Linked DNA regions of Mus musculus: region 1 is linked to region 2. The links are chromatin loops, found by intact Hi-C in ENCODE. Cell type or tissue: left cerebral cortex. All regions are shown on one strand.

What was found. Hi-C counts contacts between places; a loop is a spot of excess contacts. Peaks named below come from ENCODE experiments on the same cell type or tissue, not always from the same donor. Only the 100,000 strongest peaks of a DNase experiment are listed, where the experiment ranks them.
Region 1: it touches region 2 in a loop (2.5-fold over the local background); 7 of 42 quality-filtered maps call a loop at or near these places.

What each region holds. Positions count from the first base shown.
Region 1 is chr4:91,082,040-91,087,039 of GRCm38, reverse strand. No RefSeq gene overlaps it. Among named protein-coding and RNA genes, the nearest start is that of Gm25244, 87 kb to the right of the region's middle. In left cerebral cortex, a CTCF peak has its summit at 2,875 (motif pointing left); a DNase peak (open chromatin) is centred at 2,883.
Region 2 is chr4:91,373,665-91,378,664 of GRCm38, reverse strand. Elavl2 (ELAV like RNA binding protein 1) reads left to right here and starts at 2,169. Exons shown (of 8, transcript NM_001347149.2): 1 at 2,169-2,729. In left cerebral cortex, a CTCF peak has its summit at 1,987; DNase peaks (open chromatin) are centred at 3,049, 3,274, 3,629, 3,900 and 1 more place; H3K4me3 peaks cover 3,351 bases; H3K27ac peaks cover 2,759 bases.

The DNA of each region.
Region 1 (5,000 bases), 290 kb after region 2:
CATGTTCCTCATGATGGATTTCACATACACTGCAGGTTCTTCTCTTTTATAAGTTGGAGAATCATAGGTTTATAGTGATTGGTTTATGGTTTATCTTTTAGAAAACACCCATGTAAGATTTCTGTCTCTTACCTACTGATATCTTAATATGTAATTGACTAGTCTTGAAGTAGTTGAGTGAAATTTGGTACCTTTACGATATTTGGGTTTGGAAGTGCATGCTTAATATCCCCTTACCGCTCTGTTGTGCTACTAGTTGGCAGTTGCCAGCTTGAAATCTGCTCCACTCACATGGACGGCTTTACAAAGGATGGGTTGGGAAGCCCATTTCTGCACACTCCTTTCCCAGTGGTTCCAGGTTAGAACCTGCCAATGAAAGCCACTCATAGGCTAGGAGGAGACCACTCTGCTTTGGAGGCGATTCAGGCATATGTATGGACAGATGGTAGATATGAAGCTTGCAGCAGCTTGTGGCAAGCTCCTGCTTTGTGCTCCAGGCAATAGGCATGCTTGGTGGGCTTTTGAATCTTTCATTGGGTGGGACCACTAGAGATGGTTGGGAAAGGGGCTTGAATTTTTAAGCAGCTGTTTGGGAACCGCCCTTTGTTTTGCTGCAGGCACAGCCTTTCCCCCAATGCCATTCTTGTTTTGCTGACTCAGTGCTTCTGATGGCCTTTCAAAACACCTTAGTGATGGGGAGTCTAGGAATTGGCATGTGAGGTTGGTTCTCTCAGCAACTTTTGGTGGCTACCAACATCCACAGTTTTTTTTAGGTTATCATAAGTTATGTCAGCTTTGTCCTGCATTCAGTCTTTTTATCCCCTTGGACCCCACCATTCTTGTGGGAAGACAACCTATCTCTGTCTCATAAATCTCAGGACTGGAGGCAACATTAATCTGCTCTGGTTGACATCCTCGGGCTTACCCAACTCTCCTTGGACCTGTATGCACTTCCAGCATTAACAGTACTTGAGAAATTATTCTGCTTGCCTTTTTACTTTTCCTCCTAACTATCATATTTGATGTGAAACCTGGCTGAGATCACTGCACCAGTTCTTTGAAGACTCCAAGTTACACATGCTATGCATGATGAAATCAAACTTTATTTCCTAGGAGTGTTTCTTTGCCCAATATCTGTGTTAATTATTGTACTTAAAAGTGATTAGGGAAGGGTGCTGAAAGCAGCGATGTAACAGACATCTCTAACTTCCTCCAAGTTCGTTCAACATGCACTTGATTGTATAAAAATATTTTCATCTTAGCTGTTTCACAGAGAAAAAGCAGCATGGAAGTTCAAAGAAAATAGAATCTAAAATAGACAAGGAAGGAGAGGAAGGAATTAGTTATGCAGCTTGAATGTTAATGAAGATATCCTCACAACTCCAGATGGCCTGTCTCCACCATGGCTGACCACTGCTGGATGGACCCCTGGAGCAGCTTCAGTGTGGGAACAACTCTTGGCATTTGTTCTCAGATTCTGTGCTCTGTGCACCTCTCATCAATGTACTCTTTCTGACAGGTTAGACGATGTTTTAGGAAGTGGATTCAGGACTGCTCTTCTCCCTTGGGCCCTTCTTCCACCCTACCAATACACTGATCAGTTTTTACTACTATGCGCTCACTACTTTGACTGTTCCTGTGGCATCCCATTAACCTCTCAGGTTTTCTTACATCTTGCCAATCAAGAGGGTCATAATGCTGACACAGCAGGGAAACTTCTTAGCCTGCTTATTCCCATTGGTTGATGCCTGCTTCAGACTAGGTGTTAAATATTGTTAATATTACAGCAGACCATATTCTTAGAAGAGCATAAATCTCAGAAATAATAATCTTATTTCCATTTCATTTTCTTCTTTCCCATCAATGAAATAGCTTATGAGAATATTTATAGCTTTAACATAGCCATATCTAATTGTGGCTTAAATTTTTCCTTGACTGCTCCAATGTGGCTCCTCACAGCCTGGTGAGGCACTCACTATATAGGGGAAGGGAGTGACCTTTCCTGAGGAGAGTACCTTAAATAATTCTGTCTGTTGCGCAGAGTGAAGCTATCGCGGTGGATCTTGACATTGACACAGACATAGCACATGAGCCAGTCAGAATTATCTAGGAAAAGAGAAGACCCTGGAAAACTCAAGCCAGAGAGAGAGAGAGAGAGAGAGAGAGAGAGAGAGAGAGAGAGAGAGAGAGACTGTGTCTCTATAAGTGACTGTAGTCCCTAAGGGTATTCACATTATAGACGCACGGGCTATTTTCCCCTGAGGTAGATTTACAGTAGATCATAATAGAACACTGTTTGTTCTCAACCTTGTGATCCGAACTCCAATTTGGCCATGTCTGTATCTGCGACTATGGAACCTTTAATATAGCCGGGTCTTGGTTACCTGCTTAAAAAATGGGAATGATTATGAAATTGGTAGGACAGAGGACAGGGTGGGGCAAAGATAACTAATACTAAGGATATTTGAAAAAATACATATGGAAACCTATTGTTTTATAAGTGTGATGTCACCCCCCCCACCCCCCCCCCCCGCACAAATACACACATCCGCGTGTGTGTACACTTTTGAGTTTAATTATAATTACCATATGCAGGGGATAATGCTCTGCCCACGAGCCATAAGATAACAAATAAAAATCCCAGTGTCAGGTGTAGGTGCTTTTGAGTTGCTGCTCAGGAGTATCCTGAAGACTGCCAAAAACAAACAAACAAACAAACAAACAAACAAACAAAAAAGCCAGGCTATTGGCATTGCTCTTGGTGGTAAACTTGCTAGAAAGACCCTATTTCTGAAGACACCACACACTTTGGTCAAAAGGCATGGGGAAAACAAGTTGGCAGTGACTGTAAGCTCCCCCTGCTGGTTAGCTTACATTAAGCTCTGCGGTGGGTTGTGTCAAGAGGAAGTCATCTAGACTTGTACTCAGCTGTGAGCCCTGTGGGCTATAATAATGGCTGCTGAGGCAAGGTATACACGTGTCTAGCAGTGGCACAAATATTTTGGGGGATAACCAGCCATTTACGGATTGGATTTAAGCTCCAGTCCATTGGAAGAAATGTATATCTGGTACTACAAATCTGGTCAGAATCCCAAGGTTGGAAAGCTTGTAGCCCAAGGAGTAAACCTACTCCTATTATTTTGCTAAAGGCACATACTATCTAATGGCCCTCTAAATTAATCTCTCTATTACCGTAAGATTACCCCCGTTCTCACACTTCATCTGAGAAAGTTCTTTGTTCAGGGGACAGCAGACAACAGGGGAACTTTCAACTGGTCCAAGTGTAGAATAAATGTCAGCAGATTGTTAGCTACACATGGGATATCTGTGTTATGCCCTGTCACCCCAAGTCTCTGGGACATATGTGAAGAGTGGGTGAACGATGGTAAGAGCTGGCGATGGGGAAGATGGATGTGAAGCAGTGATTTCTGTACACTCAGGAGCACTGCAGTCCTGAGCTCACAGAGGTCTACCTTGCCTGGACAAGGTCAAGCCAGTCAACATTCCATCATATAGGGGGAGGGGCTCTGAGCCCCAGTGTCTTGCTGAGGACCTATTGATAGTTACTGGTTGCAGGGGCACTGAGTAAGTTTTCTTTAAGGATGTGAACATTGGTAGGTTGGCCACATTGCAATGGATGTCCCCACTGCCAGGAGTACGTGGTCAGCACAAATTGGACTTAGTGCATTAAGAAAAAGGTTCGGCGTTTGGGAGGGGTGGGTGTGGGTGTAGGAGAAGTTGAAGGAAGAGTGTGTGTGTGTGTGTATGTGTGTGTGAAATGATCAGTTTATACACATAAGAAATCCTCCAAGAATCAATAAAAATGTTTTAACAGGAGTGATTTGTAGGGTATCAAATGATATGATTCACACACATAAAGCAGGCAGTGTGCAAATGCAAACTCCACCCGAAACCATAAAGCAGACGAGTTGTTTTTAGTTTTGGTGGTGCGAGGAAATGGCTGGGAAATTGCAAGAGCCTGGCCAGTGGTCACCTATGCCATGGATCCTGGACAGTGATCTTCTATGCTGTGGGTGGTTTTCATTTTTGTTTGTTGTAGGCATTTCTTTTTAACACTCTTTTGGGGGTGGGGTTAACCTACTTTCTGAGGGACTTTTTGCAGTTGTTCCAGAAAGACATGTTCTAAGAAGAAGAAACTGAAACCCATCACTCAACACTCAGGGAGAAACGTACAAGGAAAGGGCCTTCCCACCTTCTATCCTGCCAGTCCCGGAACACGTCTCACTGTAGAGCTTTCTAGCTATTTCTCACCAAGCCCGTGCAACTAAGTAAATGTTCACTATCTCCATTGACACACACTGAAGCAAATGTAAATTGATTAAGTCTCCATAGCTTCTTGTGTCTCCTCCCAGGATACGCGCCACTCCATCCCACAGGCTGTGTCTTATGGCTGATTGTAAAACAAGATGCCGTTTCTGATAGTGACAGGCATGCCCTTTGGATAACGAAGGTTGCCTTCTCATTGCCTTTTAGGCAGTGGGAGCCTATTTCCTGTGATTTTATGTTTGGACTATATGATTATTACCTTTAAAGTCAAGGTGACAAATACCAGCAACCCAAAATACCAGCACAGATTGATTAGTACAGCCTGCTGACAAACCGCATGGAGCAGAGTAGAAGGCTGCAATTAAGACCGTGATTGATTAGCAATGCCTGTGATGTGTTTGGGAGGGGAAAGGTGGCAGTCTGCCCTGTAATGTGTTTGTTGATTCTATTTTAAAGTGGTTTCTTTTATTCTCGTTCAAGTGATAACTTTTTCTTTTTAAAGGTCCACTAATAGTTTTAGAGACCTTTTCTTAGAAAAATTATTAAGCTGTTTTGATGCACCTGGACAATAGGAAAAGACCTATACCAATAAATAAGATCAAATTTGCCACCCAGTGTTGGATAGCTGTCTCTCTCAGTTGGTGTTGACTTTATCCAGAAGACAAAAGTGTCATTAGCAAGCACTGGGCTGCCCAAGTAGTTTAAAACCTAAC
Region 2 (5,000 bases):
GTAAGCCACCATTTAAAGATATTTTCAGCTTCCCAGGTAATCTGTGCTATCTACAAAGAAAAGACAACATGTTGAATATAGCAATGTTTTGAAAATATTTCCTCTTCTGCCAAACTGAGACAAAGCATCTATACCGAATGTACAGAATTAAGGAATTTTTGCATTCGAATGAACAGCTTTATTACTTTCCATGTAATGTCTTTATTAGTTTCCACCCATAAAAAGGTACTTGTGCCTTTACCAATGTAAGAATCCCCTTCAAACTGCTACTATTTTATGAATGTATGGAACTAATGCAATATCAGGGTGTGAACATGATCACAAGGAGAAAATATGGTTCATCTCATGCATAAATGAATAAATCAAACAGTAGTGTAGTTTTGTCATTTTTTTCCATGCAGAGGTGGTAGGTGAGAGGAATTGAAGGTATTTGACAAGAAACCCAGTCTGCTGTTATTCATATTTCTATTGTAAACAGGGATGCAGGCTTTCTTATATTTTGGTCTCCTGGCTTCTTTTCTTCAAGCTGCTGTTTTTTCCCTTAATTTGTCTGTAGTTTCACTGGAGACTAGTTAATAGTTTTAAGTTGAAATTAAGCCCCAAGGAGCTATTGTTATATAAAAAGTAGGAGGTGGGAGCTCCAAAATGATAATTCTAAATGGTAATTATACACATAGATTCAGGCCCACTTTTCCTACCCTAGTTGTTGTTATGCAAAATAATATAACTTAGATACTGTTACACAGGTTAAACGGGGGATAAACAGGTCCCCAGTTCTTTACATTAATCATTTATCAAACTCAAGGACGCGCTCAAGGAACACCAATTTCCTTTCCACTTCTAAGTCACTTGCTCTCAGACCATCTTTCTCTTTCCCTCTGACATTCCATCTTCCTGCAATGTTTAATTTCTACCGTTGCCTTTGCTCTCTTACATTATCAAGGACAGTGACTAGTAGCAAATAAACATAGTAGTAAAATAATTTTTGAGAGAAGAGAGATTATGTAAGAAATATATGTACTGTTTAGGAAGTTGAGGCTATCTGTCAAAACTGAAAAATTCCTTGGGAATGAACTAAGTTAGGTGGATATTGTTTCTCATTGTAAATACATCTAGGTAAATTTAGTAATCTCACTTTCACTTAACGGAAGAAATAAGTATGAATAAACCTGCACTTCAGCCTCTTGAATATTACTCAAACATGAGGTTGGAATAAAGAAATCTTCATCTATAAAGCAAAGACATAGACAGCACTTGGTCTACTGATCAAACTTTTGAATTCTCAAAAGAACCTGGTAAAGGCTGAACTATCTTTACTGTCAGCAATCCTTGTGAGGTTCAAGATCTGTATTGCCAGCAAATGCAAAGGAGTGGCTTGTTTTAATTTTATATGTAGCTGCTCTTTTTACCTCCAACTGAAGGACCTTATTTCAATTCATTACCTGTTTTTTTGTTTTTGTTAAGTACGATGTTTTTGCTACCCCCTTTTAACCCTGACATACATTGAAAGCTAGTTCAAACTGTACAGATTCAGTTGAAACCATTTCTATTTCATTCTTATTCTAAAAGGAGAGAGAGAGAGAGAGAGAGAGAGAGAGAGAGAGAAAGAGAGAGAAAGAGGTGGACATATTAAAATAGAGAAACATACACACAGTTACCCAATATCTAATACAGATGTAAAGATTACTGGAACACAAACCAAAAAAGGCATGCGGACAAGTAATGGGTGTACGTTCAAATCCCTCTCAAATCAAAGAGAGGCGCTCTCGATGACTCATACATACCGGACAGTTTACTATTACAAAGAAACATGCCAAAGATGCAGCCGTGAGGGCAAATAAAACGAATCTTTTGGAAGCAGAAAGACTTAAGAGGAAAATAGATGGTGCAATATCGCAAACTCTCATAGTACAGTTCCCTCCCACGTTGCTCTCTCTCTCTCTCTCCCATCTCTTTTTGCTTCTTGCATTTCCCTTCGCCGCCAGTGTTAAGTGTGTACCTCCCGGCACAACTTACCTTGAAACGGGACTCCATTGAGCTCTCAAGAGTGACATAAGTCCCTAGCCAATCACCTAGCAGAGCTTCGCCTGGGCGGCCTCAATAGAAGCGTCTCGCCCAATCAGAAACCTGGGGCGATGAGCATGTTGCGTTGTGGCGCAACTCGGCGTATACTTCCGCGCGTGCTGCCCGGGATAGGACTCTGGCAGAGCAGCTGCACACACGGCAGTGCGGAGGCAGAGAAGGGGTTGGTGATACGGTGCTATAAATCTGTGGTCCAGTCCACCTCCCTTTTAAGACGTCCTCCCCCCTTATTTCTGTTCTCACTTAGAGATGCAGCAGCTTACTCCTGTAGCGACCTACTAAAAAGCAACACGGAGAAAGACATCGTCTTTTTGAAAAAACGTTCTTTCGTCTCTTTTCTTTGTTCCTTGGTTTGTTTTTCTTGCACCTTTTTGTTTAGTTGAACGGCAATAGGAGTAGTCTCTCCGTCTTTTTAAACTCTCTTTTTTAAGTTTCCCCTCCCCTTTCATATTTTTTTTCATCATTTCTTTTAGCATTGGACTTTGGGGTCGAAAGCATTTCTTTTTATTTGCTTCTTTTAAGCCGAGCACAGTTTAGGTTTCGTGCTGTCTTAAGAGAACTATCCAGCAGCTTCTTGCTCATCCTTATTGGGAGAAGTGCACCGTTACTTTAAAAATACACATACACAAAAACCTTAAGGGAGAAAGGTAAGTTTCGGTTTGGTTTCTTTAATCATTAGTTGCAGCGATGCGCTGGCAAACCCAGAAAACCTGTAAGTGAGCGGAATACAGAATGTGAAGTTAATTGCACATGTTTGCCTCATTTCAAAGCGACTGCTTTGCTTTTTTTTATTTTTATTTTTATTTTTTTTATTCTTGAGAGCCAGACTAGAAGACAGTGGACGCATGCTTAACGTACTGAATATTCGAAAATGTCACTTGATAGAAACTTAAGTGGTAAATGTGGTCAAGATCCAGCAGGCTACAATGGGAGGCTACATGTTCAGTGAGCTTCGGGGTTGAGGTTGGAAGTTCATTTCGTGGGAAGAGAGGGATAACTTGAATGTTGGAGGGGAATGCATGCCTCTACTTTCGCAAAGGAATCGGAGGACTGGGGAAATCAGAAGCCCTGGACTTACTTGCAGATTAGACCAGTGGGGAAAATCCTCAGCTTAATTGCATTAACTAGATAGCGTGTGCCGGGGAGATGGGATTGCCAGATGGAATTTAGATGCTGCACCAGGCAGCGAGTTGTAGTTGCCTGGAAAAAGTACATACAGCCTAAGGGCTGGGGCTGGGCTGGGGCTGGGGTAAGGTTAGAAGCTGTCAAAACTCATCATTGCCAGAATTGAGGACTCTGATTCACGGATTCCAATGATTGTAATTCAGATTTTAAAGAAGACTGCCAATTTGGGGCCGAATCTTTGAGCCTATACCGGATATGAGATTCCCTTTGTTCAGAAAAGCGTAAATAAGATCCTTGGAGCCGTGAGTGTGAAGTGGCAGCTGCTTGGGAGCCTCGCGGTGCTGGGCGCTGGGCAGTGGATTCCAAGCCCTGTCCTTGGTCCTACGCAGCGGAGCCCGCCTTCCGGGAAAGGGAGACTCACTGGCAGCCGCGAGGCATCGCAGCTACCCAGGGAGCTGAGTCGGCTGTATAGCCCTCAGCCCCTCCTCGCAGCTCCCCTTCCTCGAGTAGCTATTGTTAAAACTGACGCCAGGAGAAAGATGGTTGGGGACGAGACTCTGGGCAGACAGGCACACGCTTCATTTTAACTTTTGTGATTTCTCCGGGTGCAGGGGAAAACAGCCGGCTTTCTACTGCGAAAGAGCGAATCCGGGTAGACGTGGGAAAGGGGGAGGATGCTCGCCGGGCGGCGAGGGCGGGGGAGGTGGTGGCGGACCGAGGTGCTGGCTTTGCCTCGGAGAAGTTTAAATTATCGGCACGAGGGGGTGTGGGCGAATGTGTGCGTGCGAGCGCCGAGTGGTGCTCGAGACGCAAAGTATGGGGGCAAGCTACAAAGCTGGCCCGGGTTGTTCATCTCTCGCAGCTCCCTACCCCACCCACAGGCTGGTTCCAAAAGCTAGCGCTCTGCCACCCCCCCCCTTCCCCGACTCTGCCTAGGGCGTGTGTATGGGGGGGGGGGGGAGTAGGGATGGCAAGGTGGCAGTGCCCACCCTGTACCTCTGTGGCAGACAGGACTTCTCGTGGCCATTGTTGCTTAATTTATGCCCAGCACGTTGCTACGTGCCCACCTATTTCACGTCTATAAAGAATTAATAGGAAGGCTGTACAACTGTGGCAGATTGGAGGGTGGATGCGTTCCCCATTTTCCATTTTCAGGTATCTGTTACCAAAACAGACGTGGAGATTGGTTATCTTCTCTACCTCCTAACTACAGCTCCAGGTCTGCCTTTATTGTGGTGAGGGTGAGAAAAATAATCAGCCATTTAGTGTTTACGCTAACGCTGATGGACAGAGATGAATGTCCGAGCACTTCGTCCCTTAAATGGACGGGTTCTGCCCCTTCCCCCACTCATGTACACACATTCTATTTGGCTAAGATTCTAAACCTGCAACATTTCTCCACGACCTTATTTATTAGAGCTATTCCTAAGATAGTGGGGTAGGACGTGCGTATGTTTTATTTTTCTGGGCCTACTATTAATTGCAACCTAAAAAGATAGGCTTAAAATGAAGGAGAATTGGAGGGGTTACAAGGTAGACAATAGTGACCCAACAGCTTATCTTCCTAAATGATAATCCCTTTCTAAAGGTCAGGAGAGGGAGCTTGTGTTTTGTGGGGAAAGGAAGGTCAGGGATGTTTGATAATCCTCGTAAAATGGCTTCTTAAATGGGACATCTGAGAGATTTGTCAAAACTGAGCAAACAAGTCTGTGAAAAAGAAAAATGTTGAATGTTTCAAAGTCATCATTTAAGAGTTTAATTAAAAAGCAGTTTCCCCCAGTTATCTCTGCCAT